Regions from separate parts of the Mus musculus genome. Here region 2 is linked to region 1. A link is a loop called in an ENCODE intact Hi-C map of the cell type or tissue named here. Cell type or tissue: heart. All regions are shown on one strand. Links, peaks and the distances in the headings refer to the core of each region. The heading gives the core; the rest is flanking DNA.

The links. Peaks named below come from ENCODE experiments on the same cell type or tissue, not always from the same donor. Only the 100,000 strongest peaks of a DNase experiment are listed, where the experiment ranks them.
Region 2: it touches region 1 in a loop (3-fold over the local background); 2 of 42 quality-filtered maps call a loop at or near these places.

Annotation. Positions count from the first base shown.
Region 1 is chrX:153,003,225-153,012,043 of GRCm38, reverse strand. Usp51 (ubiquitin specific protease 51) reads right to left here and starts at 5,575. Exons shown (of 2, transcript NM_001137547.1): 1 at 5,500-5,575; 2 at 2,583-4,755. The coding sequence starts at 4,632. The coding sequence ends at 2,647. In heart, for the core only: a CTCF peak has its summit at 5,292; DNase peaks (open chromatin) are centred at 4,463 and 4,813; H3K4me3 peaks cover 1,817 bases; H3K27ac peaks cover 1,553 bases.
Region 2 is chrX:153,363,304-153,372,122 of GRCm38, reverse strand. It overlaps Klf8 (Kruppel-like factor 8), which reads right to left. Exons shown (of 8, transcript NM_001357183.1): 4 at 1,205-1,278. The coding sequence starts at 1,276. Among named protein-coding and RNA genes, the nearest start is that of Klf8, 8.1 kb to the right of the region's middle. In heart, for the core only: CTCF peaks have their summits at 2,147 (motif pointing left) and 5,179 (motif pointing right); no DNase peak of the experiment used is centred there.

The sequences.
Region 1 (8,819 bases), core at 621-8,620:
CCAGGGATGGCACCACCCATAATGGGCCAAGCTCCCCACACCTCATTGATCACTAGCTAATAAAATGCCTTACAGCTGGATCTCATGGAGGTATTTCCTCAGCTGAGACTCCTTCCTCTCTGATGACTCTAGCTTGTGTCAAGTTGACACACAAAACCAGCCAGTATACAAACTCTCATCTAGACCACAAAGAATTGTGGAAGAACAAAGTGCTAAACAGACAAACTACAGCCACCAGATGTCACTTTTCTGCTGCGAAGTCATGACACAGTATGATATAAAACTCTGCAGTGGAGTGGTAAGATACACTGCCTCATCGTGGGAAGGTGTGGGAAACTGTGATAGTGATGTTGTCATATACATACCAGAGAGCTCAGCTTCTCCTTCAGGTGGTGGTCCCCACTGTCCATCCAGTCTTCCAGGGCTGGGTGCTTTTCCCTCTATTATTATTTCTGGTTCTCTCTCCCTCCCCAACTCCTGATTATTCTCTCAGTGAGTATATATTTTGTTAAGCTATTCCCCAAAAAGCTAAGGAGCATTTCATACACTGTCTCTGGGGGTGGGGTGGGGAGGAAGCTTTATCATATTGTATTGCAACACTGGGCATTTAATGAGAGCTTGGTGAAATGTGGAAAAATGGATTCCTAACAGGGTGAACAGAGCAAATAATGAAACTTGCTTTTGCATTCAACAAACATTTATTAACACAAAAAGTGAATAAGGCTTGTCCCTCTGCTCTCAGGGTCTGGTGCAGAGAGGTAGACAATCACAATGCTACAGTAGAATCACAGTCGAATAAGTATTATTCATCGAGGTATAGACGAAGTACTTTGGAGGCACATAGGAGAGATGGGGATGGGGACTATCTATTTTACGCCTGCATAGGGGATCCAGGGATGGTTCCAGAGAAGTCATCTGGGAGTTAGTCTTGAAGGAATGAAATCACCAGGTATTCACTAAGAAAGGATCCTTGCAGGCTGGGATAAGGCCAGGGAAGTGTGGGATTCAGGGAAGGAGGAATGGGGGTGGGGTGGGGGTGGGGGGGTGGGCATGAAGAGGGATAAGGAATTAGCAGGACCGTTAAACACAAACTCAGAGTTCTACTGTAGAAATGAAAATATCTTGTTTCCCCATGAGACAAAAGACTGAAGGCAGAGAGGGTGGGAGTTTCCTCAGTTAAGGGTCCCTGCCACTTTTTCAGCCAGACCATGGGGCTAAAACACCAAAAGCCAAAGCTTCACAGTTATGATCTAATTTCTCTAAGCCACAAAATTATTAAAAGCCTTCTTTCAGAAGCTAAAGATGTTCTAATAATGAGTTCTAAATGGGAAAAATCTTGATGGCATTACCTTTTTCCGATATAGTTATCTGCATTGACATAAGATTAAAAAAATACATATGTTCACAAACCATTTTGTCTTCTCGCTCTATCATTTATCTCTTTTATATCCATCTATATTTCAATGTGCTAAAGTACAAAATAAAACTTTCACCTTCCAAATATGATCTTATTTACATGTTTTTTTCAGGTGTCAGTTTGTATGAGAATATTCTTTTTAAACTTAAAAGTTGGTTTTTATACTGAAATCTCTGCAGTTGAATTTACAGAAGGTTCTCTCTTAATATCTAAAAAATTGAAATCTTTAAAACTAATTACCTGTTCCCTTGAATAGTTCTAAACTTTCTTCTTTTAAATCTCCTTTCCTGAATTTAACTTAAAATTTCATTTTGTTCTATATACCTTGAAATTTTACTTTTTATATTATTATAGGTATAATTTTTGTAAATTTTGGTCTTTCCAATGCATATATTTTATGCTTTAAATATTTAGAATCCAAATGTTTTCACTTTCTAAAATTTTCCCTTACTGATTTTAAGTTAGTGGTTTTTTTTTCACTAACCACCTTAGAAATGTTCATGTTTCATCTTAACTTGCAAAATTTTAGAAAATTTTTAGAATACTCTATTTCCATACTCTATTTTTACATACTAACAATTTGGAATAATTTTAAATTAAAAACATTTAAAAATATTTCTTCTAAAATACTTAACTTAAATTTTTAACATTTAAAATGTTCTCTTAAAACCTTCAAAAGTGTTTCTTAATTGTTTTCTTTTAAAGCTTTAAAGTTTTTTGTTTAAAATATTTGGTTTTCTCCAGACTACTCTGTACACTCAAAACTATAACTACAATCAATGAAAAACCCCATTCTTAAAATATACCCCCCCACTTAACACAATATCTTTAAAGAAATAAAATGTAATTTGAGAAGATCCTCCTACATGTTGAGACTTCATTTAATTTGCTTTATGTGACCTTTTCAACCTCTCCTCCCTCTGAACCCCCCCCCCCCCCCCAGTTCTTAAGGCTAATGGTCACCGATTGAAAATTCAATGTCTTCCTCCCATAGACTTATGGGACAGGGTAAAATAGTTCCTTTATGCCAAAGTGCCACTTGTCATATATGGTCATTGTCCACTCCAGGTAGATTTTTGTGTTTCTTTTAAGAGGTGCTTGTTGTTGTAATGGCATTACAATTGTCCATCCTGGTAGGCTTGTGTTGTCTCTTTGTCTTTTTCTTTTTTGTTTTCTCTTCTTTTTCACTTTTTAAATTTTTTTTGGTCTGGAAATCATTCTGGATGAGATTATTCTTTCTCTATATCTTGCCTATGATAGAACAGTAGATACCCTTCACTATTGAGTAATTCTTCCATTGTAGCCTTGGTGACTACAGCATCATCACAGCTGAACCACTGGTCTTTTTCCTGTCGGACAAAACTGGTGTAATGGCCACTTTCCAAAGTTCCATGGTGGTTAATTACTGCAAACAAAGAATACTTATTCTCACTGGGTACACACTCTGTTAATGGCTGGCCTTTCATTATGCTTTCTTTAGTAGAAGCCAAGAACGGGGTCATGTCCAGCTCCAAAGGAAACGAGATAAAACTATTAATCTTTCGTCTCTGTTTGCCTAAATGTTCAAATCTTTTCAGGTGAAAGCAGGCCACAATCGGTAATTTCTTCATTGTGAGCTGTTTGGTAGATTCCTGGTAGCTTTGGCATTGACTGCATTTGATTTTGGCACTGCTACCCAGGTCTTCGGGCCTTGTAAACCACTTCAGGCAATCTGTAAGTGAGATGACTCGTGGCTTCTGGCCATCCCTACTCGATGTGCTACTACTAGCCCTCCCTGGAGTATAAGGCCCAGGCAAATCCAAGCTAATGTCCCAGCATGGGTCTATGGTAGTAGAGACACCATGACAAACTTGACATGTTAAATCTGACTGCAGACTACCTGTAAAGATGTGATCTATGATGCAATTACAGCAGTTGGAGTTACCTTCCTGGTCGATACCATCATCTCTGCTGTGTCTATGCAACACATCCAATATGGCAATAAGAAACTCCTGAGCATCCTGTTGTCTGTAGCCTGCTAGATGCTCTGCATGGATCCATATCAGGTGTAGTAATTTATAGGGAATATGAGGACTTTGGTTCCCCGAGTACATAGCTTGAAAAAGTAAAGACATCTCGCAGACTAAACACAAGCTGGGGCTTGTCATCATACATTTGTGCTTATTTGAAAGGAAGAACTCTTTCAGTAGCGGAATGTGAGTAAGTACTTGGACAATACAATTCATAAAGCAAGTATTACCAAGATTAATTAATCCTCTGAAGCCTACAGTATAATACATTGTCTTTTTCCTCCTCTTTTTCTTGGGTTTTACCAAACTGGTCTCCTGATCTTTTGACTCGCAGGTTAATTGGTTTTCTTCCACCTCAGATGCCATCAACTGCTGATAAGATGCATCTCCTGTAGGGGATGATAACAGTCCCAGAATTTTTTCTTTTGTTTCTTTGGCGATCTTTTCTATATCTTTGTCATATACATAATCCCTACACATAAAGCAATATATAACCCCATGACAGAGGTCTACTGCTAAATTGTGTTGCGTTGTTTCGGCATGAATGTGAATATGTTTGTCAGTAAAGCATCCAAAAAATACACAGGACAGACAAGAGTGGAGTCTGTTCTTGTGAGTACTACATATTTGACAGATGCATGACTTTGCCTTACGTTTCCTAGTCTCCGGGGTTCCACTCCAAATGAAACGCTGATAGATCATCCGCAGGTTTCTCTGCCAGTTTTTAGCTACTTTAAAGCTCTCTACATGACAGCAGCCTGTGGGACCCTTATTAGACCCTACCTCCAGTAAACTGTTCTCTGAGCCATCTGAATCCCTAGAGGAGCCATGGTCACTAGAGTAGCTTTTCCGTGTTTGGGGTCTGGGTCCAGGCCTGGATCTACGTCTGGAATTGCGCCAGGCCACCGACCGCTGCTTGGGCAGGGGTGGAGGTGGCGGCGCTGGCGGGGGAGGCGGAGGTTTGGCGGGAGGCGGGGGTGGGGCCTTGAGCCCACGCCCTCCCCTGGAGCGGGACCTGGGCTGGGGCCGAGGGCGGGGCTTGCGGCGCGGGCAAACCGAGCTGGAGCTGGTGTGACAAGCAGCCGGGATAGAAGGGAGCACCTTCTCATAGCTGCCACTGCCCCTACTTGTTAAGTTCTCCGACGTGGGCTTGGGCTCCGGCCACAGCTCCGGCTTCATCTCCTGGGCTCCCTGTGTACCCCGCATCTCGATGCACTCTCAGCTGCCTGCTCCAGACAGGCTCCTCGACCACCTCCCGAACTCCAACAGGCGACAGAGCGGGAGGACCGGGACGCTTCTCGAACGTGGGCCATCGGCTCACTCCCAAGCCTGGGAAGAAACGCGTCTGGGAATGAGCTATGACTATGGGTGGAGGGAGACAGGAACTCGTGTGGACGGCCAGCCCGGCGTCATGGCCGCGGTGCCGTTAGCCTCAGCCCCTCCCCCTGCCGCGAGCCCCGCGCGCGGCCGCGGCTCCGCCCCTGCACCGGGGGCTCGCGTGGCGTGCCGAGCCCGAGCCCGCGGCTACCTGCTCCAAAGGCCGCCAGAACTGCTGGTACCGGGGAAGGAGGGGGGAAGGGGACTGTCCTGAGCTTTAGGGTGAAAAGGATGGCAACTCTTTTAAAAAGGCATAACCCGCTGTCTTTTCGGCGCTCTGTGCAGCCTCGCTTTGGCGCACCTTTTTCTACGTTCTTTCCTTGCATCTTTAAACCCCTCGAGTCAACAATGTATGTTAAATATGGCTGAAAGGAGGTTATCTTTGAAAAAAAACTGACTCAGTGGACGAAAGTGTCCCCTGCCTCCTTTCTTACCTATGCTTCCAGCCTCTACTCCTAAGCGCGCTTGCTGTGTGCCACGCTCGAGCGCCCTCTCTTGCTCTTTCGTGCCTGTGCCCTCACACCCCGTTTCTTGCTCCTGTCCTCTCATTTCCTAGGGTTTCCCCCAGAATTCAGACTCCCTTCACGCGTGACCACCCCCATCCACAGTACGCGACCCCCAAAGTGCATGCTCCCTCCCCGCAACCACCGCAGCTCCCCAAGCCCGCGGATTTGTAAAAAGGTCTGGGTTTGTTACCTGGGGCCCCAAGGCGCGCTTCATCTAGAAAGTCAGCTGCTGCTGCTGTCCAGGCGCTCCTCTGCCAGTCTTCTCTATGACCTCTCTTCGGGGCTGGTCACAAGGGGGCCGCCCCCTGGCCCCTCCCCTCTCCACGTATGGGCCCCCAGCCCCGGAATCAGGCCTCCAGCAGGGATGAATAGTACCGCTGTCCCCCTAGGCAGAAAAACCCCTTCTGAAAGGGATTCTACCAGAGGTAACAACAGCCACAGATTTTAGTAAAAGATCTTGGGAAGGCTCAGGCTTCATCTGGTTATGGCACTCTTAAAAAGAAAAAAAAAAAAGAAAGAAAAAAAAGAAAAAAAATAGAAAGAACGGGGGAAAAAAAAAACCCTGAAACAACAACAACAAAACTAACCAAGGTAGGGTTAGGGATTCACTAAGATGGCAAATTCTACAGTGTTCCTTCCGGAAGCTTTAAAATTAAAATCTCAAGAGTAAAGTGGAGAGGTTATTATTTCTGAGTGTTGGGGAGAGGAAAAATACGCATATGATTCAGGATAAAATAGACCTCAGCCCAGCAACATGCTGTTCCTACAGGGATAAACTGTAAACACTTAGAGCTCATCGGTCAAAGGTGAAAGATCCTAAGATGTTTACACAGAGTGGCAACATATACTTTTGGTCACCCCTTATATTAGTAACCCTAGTATTGGGTGTTCAGGTTAAAATCACTAAGTAGCACATTGCAGGGCGTCAGCACACTTAAGAACAATGCTATGGGTGAATGTGTAAACCCGGAAGAGGGTGATCGGCCTCACAGAGATCTTTCCAGAACTCAGAAATATTTTATCAAGTTCTCTCCACATATACCCACATACAGTGGCACAAAAATTGTGGGAGAAGTATGCAAATAAAAAAGACTGGAATCAGGAAAATATATATCTAAATATTTGCCACATTGTTTCAGAATCAGTTAAAAAATTCTTCCTACTGAAATCTATCACACTTCCCTATTCCAACCTGGGTCTCCACTCCTAGAGTTATCTCAATGCATTCAGGAAACCAACCCAAAGAGAAGATAGCAGCCACAGCTGGCCTGACACTTATTATGGGAACAGTATGATCAATCCCAAGTTGAATAACTAAAAACCATGGTTCAGTAGTATGAATGGGGAGCCCAAAGGGACACATTCCACCCACTTCCCAGACTTTTTGTCTGTATCCAAGGAATGTGAACATTACAAACAGAGGCTTCAGATTGACATATCACAGACACATTCTAAAACAGCAGTGACTCAAACAAGGGAAGCAGGAAGATGGTCAAAAATTTAAATAATGTAACTGTCTAACTGTAATTTGGAGTGATCAAACCAAACTTGTAGAATAATAAAACATACAAAATGACGACATTTCAGCAGTAGGCTGCTTTCAGGACCTATAGTCCTCCATCTCTCTGCCTCTCTGCATCTCTTTCTCTCTGTTTCTTTGGCTCTGCCTCTGTCTTACTCTTTCTCCTGTGTGTGAGTAGGAGGGAGAGAGAGACAGAGAGACAGAGACAGAGAGAGAGAGAGAGAGAGAGAGAGAGAGTGTTAAAACAGAGTGAAGTCTCTCTCAGCATTAACCTTTGCTTGCACACTGCTCTTATCCAGGCCACTTTGACTGATTCCTTGCATCACTCATTGGAGACTCCAGCAAATTAACATCCTCTCCATTAAGGGGGATGTGTGTGGGAACAATTTTGCTTCAAAGACCAACATGGTGTAGATGTGCAGACACTGGTAGCCAGGACTTCAGAAATGCCATGACTTTCTGTGGCTGTGGCCAGCTCTGTCAGACAAGAACCTTGCATTGATTAATCCTTACTCTCTGCTGTCCACAAGGGGGAAATGTCCATCACACTTTAAAACGGCAGACATTATATTGTATGATATGATGTGTGAGTTCAGCCTTTCTAAGAGAAAGGGATTTTATAAGCTTCTGGGTCTTTGGACTTTTAAAGTGAAAGGTGGGACAACTAGATTCATGCTCTTGCTACAGGAGTGGAGATGATTGTGTGTCACTTGGCTGGTTCACATGGGGTGATTTTCTCTCCTTAAGGTCTGAAGCTGTATGATTTGAAGACGTGAGTTATTTTTGCTATATGAATATGTGATGGCATTGTCCACATAACATGAAAGAAGAGAGGTAGAGAGTAGGGCCCCCGTGATGTCTGCAGAGATGAGCAACCACTTGAGGAGCCACAGATCAGAAACATGACTTCCTATCAGCCCCATGTGTGCTTTAATCTTCAGTGCTTCCAAGTGTTAAAGACATCCCTCGTGTCCGCACTTTAAAACATCATGGCACAGTCAGGCTGACGTGGCAACATCATTTCTGCGGAAGACAACAATGGCTGCCACCACATAGCGCCATATCCCAACAAAACAAAGCTGGTGCCTGCATGGTGTGAGGGAAACAGGAAATGGCCATGACCTTTCAGTCTGAGGGTCCCAGAATCCCAGGTAAGCAAATCAAACACTTTATATCAGTACCAAGAGTACAAGGTGGACACCCGGCTAGCTGGGTCAGATCTCTCTATGCTCTGTGATGGAGCCTGGCCGAATGAATGCAAGTGGACCGACCCTTTGACATCTGCCCAGTCGTTACACTGTGCTCATGGGTGAGAAGAGTCATATTTATTTAAAGACAAAGGATCTAGCACCCTTTCTCTTTTCTTTCTTGGAACAGATGGCAGGCATCCTGTGTGGCCCAAGCTGCCCTTGAGCTCACAAGCCTCCTGCTTCTCTCTCCAGGCACAAGGGTGATAGGTGTGTGGGGTCATACCTGGCAATCATTCGCTTCCTGTGTTCTTGGGTTCATTAAAGTCTTCAGGGCAAGGACAATTGTTACCTTCCAAGATGAATGACCTGACCTAAACCTAGGGGGAGAGTGTTGGTGTGATTCAATTGAATTGATGGATATTGCAGGGGTGGGATGTTCTGGGAAACACCACTATAGCTGGCAGGCGATCCTAGGCCTTAGAGATTCAGATCATGGCCAGTGACCACATACTCTCTTTGTAATCTTCTAATCCAGCAATGCAAACTGCTGTTGCCACAGAGCAGTGGAAGAGAGGAACAACATTGAGTATTGGTTCAGTGTGACAAATCCAGGATCACTCAGAGGTCTCTGGTTTGAGTGGGACCATGGTGTCTCATGGCAGGGTGTGGGGAGGCAGATTAATGACCACCATCCCCCCTTAGTGCACCTGATACAAAGTCCTTGCAGCTTTTGCTGCCTTGGATTCCAGTGGAGTAGCTGGAAGTGGTGATAGAAATCAGGATGCTGTGTCCCTGAGT
Region 2 (8,819 bases), core at 585-8,584, 360 kb before region 1:
TTTTGAGACAGGGTCTCACTATGGTGCTTGATATGTGGTCTAGGCTGGCCTTGAACTCATAGAGATCTGATTGCTGCTACCTCCTGACTGTTAAGGCGTGGGATACCACAACCAGCTTCTTTTTACCCCTCAATAAAGCAAGTACTTTACATCACTGTTGGAATTAGCCAGTCACATAAAGTGCAGAGGCTTCAATCAATAATTAAAGACCTTCATAAAACAAAGACTAAGCCTCACAGACATACCTGGGAAGATGAAATTCCAACTGAGAAATTCTCCCCACCAGACTGCCCTGTGAGCAGTTAGTGGGAGCATTTCTTAATGATTGATTTGGGAGGGGCCAGGTGAGGCCTGGGTTATAAGCAAAGCAAGGGAAAAGAAGCAAGTAGTGTTTTCTCAGTGGCCTCGGATTCCTGCCTTCAAATTCCTCCCTTGATCTTCTTTGATTGTGAACTATAAACAAATAAACCCTTTCCTCCGAAAGTAGCTTTTTTGGTCATGCTGTTTATCACAGCACAGAAGAAGCAAACTAGGACACCAAGACCAGTTTTCACATTGAAAGTTGGAATTGCTTTGTTCCTTCTGTTTTGTCGGTCTGTCTATTTTGTTTTGGACAGGATCTCCTTAGTAGCCCAGGGTGGGCTAGAAATACCCATTTTCCTGGCTCAATCTGCTTATTGTAGGGATTATAGACTTGTGCCACCACATATAAAAACAAACGTGGTGGCACAAGTCTATAACCCATATATACATACACACACACAGACACACACACACACACACACCACACCACACACTACTCACCACTCACCAAAAGTAGTGTACTAGCCAGGGTTCTCCAGGAAAACAATTAACAAGGAAATAGGGTCAAGAGGATGTTTCCTTAGAGAGAACCTAATACGCTGTTCAGCAAGGCTACCAACAACATTAAATAAAACAAAGCACACAATTTTCACCATACCAAAAATATGGGACAGTGCTAAATAAATGGTGATGGCTCTTCACTAAAGACTGTAGGAACATTATGAAGCTGTTTCTTCAAGGTTAGGCAGACCCCTTAGTTGGAACTCACAACCAGACATTCAAATCATTCTGGGAAAATCTACCTTCCTTTATCCCTTCTCATTTCCTATCCATGTCATTTGAAAATGGAGCTTCAGTTCTCTAATGTCTAAGAGATGGATATCCAACACACAAAGCTCACCTGTTTGAATACCTGCATCGAACCACTTTCTGATTTAATTCGGACATCCATGTTGTCTATGAATTTATCCATATCTAGAAAAGATACAAGGGGAAAATAGTTTTTAAAATATTGAACCCAATATAGGCATAGAGTATGACATGTACACTTCGTTTTACCTTATGTCCTCTATGAACAGCTTTTCAGACAAACTTTATACTAGAAAGTCATTAAAACATTCTGAGTTGATCTACTCATAGAAAAGATCATCATTTGTCTCAGACTCTAGTTGCCTACTTCCTATATATAAGTCCTTCCCTTCCTTCATCTAAGTGAATCCAGCCACTCTGACCTGTCCAATTATGGTAATTATCAAAATAGTTCTATGGTTTTAAAACCTTTCCATTTCTGGTCCAGTTCTTGTTTTTTGCTAAGGACTTTTAAAGTGCTGTATGGATATCGACCAGAGCAGTATATGTACAAAGCCAACCAACAGACCACTTTTGTCTACACATCTTAAATCTATAAGCTAAGCATAGTTAAAATCAGTTTTCACCTTCCTCTATAAATAGCTGCCCCTCTTACAAAGAGATGGCACTAGTAGCTTCATTCAAATATTTTGAATCACCTCATAAAAAGTACCTATGTTTTCCTCTGCAACAGGTTTTGTTTATCACAGTTCAATTTCAGCAGAGACGAAAAGAGGTTAGGGATACAAACCCAAATCTACAGTTTACCTACAAACTAACTAGTCGGACTTCAGATTTCATTTATGCTTCCTCTACCCTGCCTGGTTTTAACCCTTAGGAACCGAAGACCAGACAGTAGATGACTTGTAATTTGTCCTCACTAGAATAACGATTTGTCAAGGACAGTATGACTGCAAAGGAAATAAACTTTGTGACACTCCTACAGGTTTTCCTGGCAACAATCAAGCTCTTCTAGCTATTGAGCGCCCCCCTCTGGATTATAAGAGAATTGTCTGACCGAACAGGGATTTTTTTTTTCCCCTGCCATCTCACCTCCTTTCCCAACTCACCTCCTTTCCCAACTTAGGAATTGGAAACAGCTATTCCTTGTAACACGTCTCACTTCATGTTAACGACGCCACTTGTGTGTTTCATACATAACCTCTTCAATTTTTTCTCATGGTTCCGTACATTTTCCCAATTCTTGTTCTTAATTTCAAAAAAAGCCCCCCTCCCTTCTTTACTCCCCCTTTCTTTCTGTGAGATCAAGATAATGTTTTACACTGCCTGGAACTTGCCTGTACCACAGCCTGGTCTCAAACACAAGCAATCCTCCTGCCTTACCCACCCAAGTGCAGGTAAATACCACACCTGACTCCTTGCGTTTTTTGTAACTACCCTGATAAACATTCAAAAATTTGTTGAATATCTACCATAATTTCAGACAATGTTCTCGGGCCTTAGAAGACATGCAGGGGTAAGCGCTTAAATTCAGGTAGATGTCAAAGTTCTCTTTCATCTGGCCCTAACTGTTCTTATTCCTTAGTATGTATTTTCCTCCATGGCCCTATCCCTGGGAGGCTCTATAGAAGCAGTAGGGCTCTGCAAATGATAATGTAAAATCCTATAATTCTAGATGGACAAGTTGAGTTGGACAAAGAAAAACACTTTTTCCAGTTATACAATGTGACTCATGAGCATCTAACTCTAAAATCAATACTCTCTGCTGCGTTTTCTTTGTGCCTATATATATATACATATACATATACATATACATATACATATACATATACATATACATATACATATACATATATATATATATATATATATATATATATATGCTTGACTCAACCAGAGTCTAAACTGGTAGTATTTTGCCTAGTATAGCCTCTGAATTTTCAAATGAAACTGGAAACAATTGGTTTCAACTGTCAAAATTCTCTAAATTCTTCCTTTAATTTTGTAAAGAAGTGTCCTTGAGAATTACGGCTTTTTCAACTAGGAATGGTTTCTTCAGTTCTTGACTTTCAATAGATAAAATAATTGATTTTAAATTCTTTTTTTTTTTCTGTTTTGTGTTGCTGTATCTTGGCTGCAAATATTCAAACCACCCTCTTCATACTGCATCTTGTTTTGGACAGGCTCTCAGTGTGCTGTAGCCCAGGTTATCCCAGAACTCATAACACCACCCCCTGCCTTAGCTTCTGAAGTGTTTGGATTATTAACAAGTGCCACCATTACCAGCTCAAAATTCTGTAATAGTAAAAAAAAAAAAAAAATGGGGCAAGAGTTTCTGGTTTCTGAACTCCTTGTAACAATAACCAGCACATAGATTATTGTAGGATTTCTTAAGTAAATAAGTATACAAGTGTTTATTTACCAACACCTAGCACAGATTTTCCCTATTCCCTAGTCATGCTCCTCTCTGTACCCCTCCCATTTAGCAGAGTGGAATGCAGGTAGAGGCATACACAGAACTTCATCTTCAAAATTTAAAGGCCATGCCCACCTTTAAAAGTTCTAATGGTAAATTTAAAAAGCCAGTCAAGTCTTACTTGCCCTGTCTATTACAATTTTTTTAGTCGAAGGGCATACAGAGGCTATCTGACATTTGAGAATGCCTCAACTGGGCCAGGCATGGTGGTGCAGGCTTTAGGGAACTGGATCTCTATGAGTTTGAGGCTAGCCTGGTCTACACAAAAAAGTCTGGGTCAGTCAGGACAACATAATGAGACCAGGTGCACTGTGACCACTGATCACTGACACTGGCAGGCTTAATAAGAACCTAGTTCCTTAGGAGGATAGAGCATTTGGACAATGGAAAGAATCACATATGCACCTATATAACATTACAATAGGTAAAGGAACAACTTCATATAATTTCCATTACATTGCACAGATAATGAACTTGGAGGCCTGAGCTCACAGAGTTTAGGAGGACTGAATTAATAGAACTTTTGTCCTTTGAGTCCAATTACAATATACTTTATTACTTTATGATACCCCAAATCTAATGATACCTTCTTTTTAAAAAAGAAAAATGTTTCATAAAAGGATATTAATTTTAAGATAACAACCTAATTGTTCAAGAGAATCTTGAGTAGATATCATTCCGTTCTCTCTTCTGACAAATAGTGAAGCTGACGATATATATCATGGGTGAATGTTAGTGTGGAAAATGAGATTGCTAACATATGGTAGCTTCCTACATTTCAAGTAGTGAAGCATTGTGAAAAGAAATGAAGAGACAATGAATGTGACTTTGGGAGACTCGTTGACCCTTTCTATACACCTGGATCTTCTTCTGTACAAAATACAGATATGTGAGTTTAACCTACCCCACATATGGTTGTCAAGAAGATATATCATAATGACACATGGAATTTGCACAAAGCAATTATAAAAATCTCCAGGTAAGTTTTAAGGATTACTCCTTTAATCTGTGTACTTCCGTCAGAAGAAAAAAATAAAAATCACAAAAGGTACAAAAGTATAGTCGCCTTGTAAAAATCCAAACCAGTTACTAGCACGACACCTATCATTATTTTTTTATCAGTTCATCTTAACAATCCCAGAGGTTGAAGTTCTGCAGTGTCACTTCAACAAGTTCCAGTCATGTAGGTGGCCAGTAGCATAGCCTCGAGGGGTTTCGTCCATTTTGTCCTCTCCTCTTTCTCATGGTGGCTCTAGGCCCCATTTTCTTTTATACAAGAATAAAACACGTACTACTGTTGATGCCGTATACACACAAAGGAGTACAGGGTCAGTCAGAGAGATCAAGCAATGCTAAAGCCATGTAAGATAGAAATGGTCGTCGGGCTGGGATCTGAGTCCAGGTTTGATGTACCCGAACATATTTGAATACTTTCTTCTAAACATGATCTAGTTATCCCACTCATGACCTGCTAGAACGTCCAGTGTGAATGGAGAAGCCCACAAGGCTCGGCCTGTCAGAAGCTACAGTTGCTGAGGCTGAGCATTCTTTGTGGGTGTGGCCATCAGTAGGTTGCACATGCTCCCTCCAGTAGATGGCTCCACATGCATGCACAAATGGGTAGTAGCCGTTCCTTAGCCTTAGAGAGTTGGTTTTTTAAAAAGGAAAAGGAAAAAATGAAGTTGAGTGGGTAACAGATGGAGGCAAATTGGAAGTAGGAAAATGAGAGGTGGATATGATCATATTCTACTATAAACCTGTATAAAATTCTCAAAAATAATTTTTTTAGATGAAAAAGATACAGCCCTGCACTCTGGAATAGTTTGGTAAAGTTGAAAACGATAATAGAGGTACTTTCGTACCTCACAATAAGCTCGGTTATTGATAAAGAGGGTAAAGGTGCCCACTAATTGTGGTATGAATCATAAGACAAAATGTGCAGTGAATGCAACTGGCACACAGCAGTTAAGTTCCAGTTGAGAAAAAGAATGAAACGCCACAGCTGCAAAGACTCATTGATCTGTAATATTGTGGGGTTTTGATTTTTTTTGAGGGGGGGGTTGGGTTTTCTAGACAGGGTTTCTCTGTATAGCCCTGGCTGTCCTGGAACTCACTTTGTAGACCAGGCTGGCCTCGAACTCAGAAATCTGCCTGCCTCTGCCTCCCAAGTGCTGGGATTAAAGGCGTGCGCCACGATCTGCAATATTGTATAAAACCTTACCATATTCTTTCATCTAATAATTATTGGAGAAAATGGAATCTAGACTTTAAATGAAATCCAACTTTAAAATGTTGGCAACTGGCCAATTTTTAGGATCATGAGATTAGACAAAGTGGGTTGATGCCCCCCTGCCCCCAATTTGTATGTGGAAGCTGTCACTCCTGAGGTGACTTGTTTATAGATATATGGCCTTTATGGAAATAATTCAAAGTAAATGAGGTCATCTAGGTAGCACGCTAATCACAAAAGAGAAATCCCGTAAGAAGAAACACAGGAGGCTTCTCCATCTCTTCACTTACACAAAATAGACAGCCAAGAATACAGCAATGTGAGGTAGGAAAGCAGCCATCGCAGTACATATATATGGCTATGCTGAGACCCTGATCCCTAAATTCTAGCCCCTGCAACTAAAAAACCAGAACTTCTGTTGTTTAAAGCACCCAGTTAGTGAGATTTCATTATAACAGCCTTATATATACTACATAAGAGTTTTCATTCCTATTAGACACACTACAGAAATTTCAAATATCCTAAATGTTGATCAATAGAAAACTGGCTCAATAAAGCCTTAACGATCTAGTTAAAACCTATACAGTCGAAAAGAATAACGAGGCATTGTTGTGAACCTATGGGGAAGTATCTCCCAAGTAGATTTTTAAGTAGGAAGAACAAACAGTAGAACAATACTGCAGGATGTGTTAGTATTTGTGTGTAAAAAGGAAGAGATATAATTCAATTACACTCTCAAAAATAAATTTTAAAAAATTAATGGGTTAAAAAGGCAAATAAGCATGTACAGAAAGGCAAAAAAGCTGATATGATTATATTTTAATTAAAATGTATAAAAACAAAAAATTTTAAAAAGGACTTCAGATTAAAAAATAAAAAAGAATAAAAATGTTGAATAATATATACATGTGTATTAATTATTTGCTATACCTCAAATATCTCCACAAAGAATCATAAAAACTAGTAATTTTAGTTGCCTCTGGTGAGGAAGAAGAAGTAACAAATGGCCATGAACAAGAGGAAGAATTTTCACCATATAGCCTTTTGTTTATACATCAGGTCTTGGACCATACGGAACATTACCAATTTAAAATACGTCCATTAAGAAAATAAAATAAGGGCTGGTGAGATGGCTCAGTGGGTAAGAGCACCCGACTGCTCTTCCGAAGGTCCAGAGTTCAAATCCCAGCAACCACATGGTGGCTCACAACCATCCGTAAGAAAATCTGACTCCCTCTTCTGGTGTGTCTGAAGACAGCTACAGTGTACTTACATATAATAATAAATAAATCTTAAAAAAAAAAATTAAAAAAAAATAAAATAAAATAAAATAAATAATCTGTTCAATGAGCATTTAAAATTTTTAGGAAAAATAAAACATTTATGTGAGTTGTAACTGGTATATAAGGTAATTATTTAAGCCTCTGGCCTAAATTAAGGTTGTGGCAATTTTGAGAATAATGAAAGACAGATAAGGCTGTATATTGTTCATAAGATATGAGAAACACAACTAAAACTACATTTTTTTTCACTGCTTACTATACTTTCATAAATTCTGAAAGTGTTTTCATAAGATTAAAGCAATTATGTTCCTCAATGCCACGGAAGTAGTTTGTACTACCATCTCTGGTTCACAGAGAACACTCACATGCATAGTTTAAGTAACTTCGCCAAGGTTATCATAATGGCAAGTTGTAGAAACAAGGAAATGAAAAGGGGAAAAGTGTTGAATGAGCCATGGTAAGTCTAGTGGTAAAAAAAAAATAGGTTCTATTTCAGAAATGGTAAGCTGGTGGTTAAAACAAAATGTCAAAATGTGAGTGGTTTTGTTGTTTGTTTTTGAGACAGGGTTTTTCTGTGGAGAACTGATTATCCTAGAACTCAAAGATCTGCCTGCCTGTGCCTCTGGTGGAGTTTTGGGATTAATGGCATGCCGCTACCCCTATCAGAAGGCATGTTTGAAATATCTTAGCAAGTACTAGAGTTACACGATTGTACCTTCAAACTCTCATAGGCTAGGGATGTAGTTCATCGGCAAAATACTTCTGGCATATACAAGACCCTTAAATTTCATTCCTAGCACAGCCAAAAAAAAAATCCACATTGTACTTTAAAAAATCTAAATACACAGTTAACATTTTTAGTATATGATACAGAGCATGTAGCACGTTCTAGAGATTTATAACTAACTTCCAGACCAATAATTTACATTTTTCCCCTTCAGATACACAATGACGTTAAAAAGTAAACAACACGGGCTGGTGAGATGGCTCAGTGGGTAAGAGCACCCGACTGCTCTTCCGAAGGTCAGGAGTTCAAATCCCAGCAACCACATGGTGGCTCACAACCATCCGTAACGAGATCTGACTCCCTCTTCTGGAGTGTCTGAAGACAGCTGCAGTGTACTTACATATAATAAATAAATAAATCTTAAAAAAAAAAAGAAACCTGTTAATACTTGCTGTTAAAAAAAAAAAGTAAACAACACACTCAAAATTGCAAAACCAGTAAAATCCTTCATTTCAATATATTATTTATAACTATAATGTACCATATCATTTTTGAAATTAGGAACGAGGCTAGGGGATAAAGTTAAATTATGGTTCATAAACAGATCAGAAATCTAACTTCTACTTATAAAATTGAAACAAATGATATCCATATGTAAGCTAAAAAGAAAACTGAACAGCTGATCAATTAGGTCAACTACACTGATCAGTTTCTTTTCACTTACCAAAAAGCAGTTTAGTTAGAGTAAGACCTTATACAGGACCAGTGGTAGCGAATGCTTTTAAGCCCAGGACTCCAGACTCAGAGGCAGTCAAATCTGTGAGTTCTGAAACCAGCCCGGGTCTATAAAGCAAGTTCCAGGACAGCAAGGGCTGCACTGAAAAACTAAACAAGGAGTAAGACCTTAGATCATCATCTCACAAAATATGTACCAAGTGTTTGCAAAGGAAAGGATGTAAGGGAAAGGTAAGTGGTATGAAGCCGCAATGG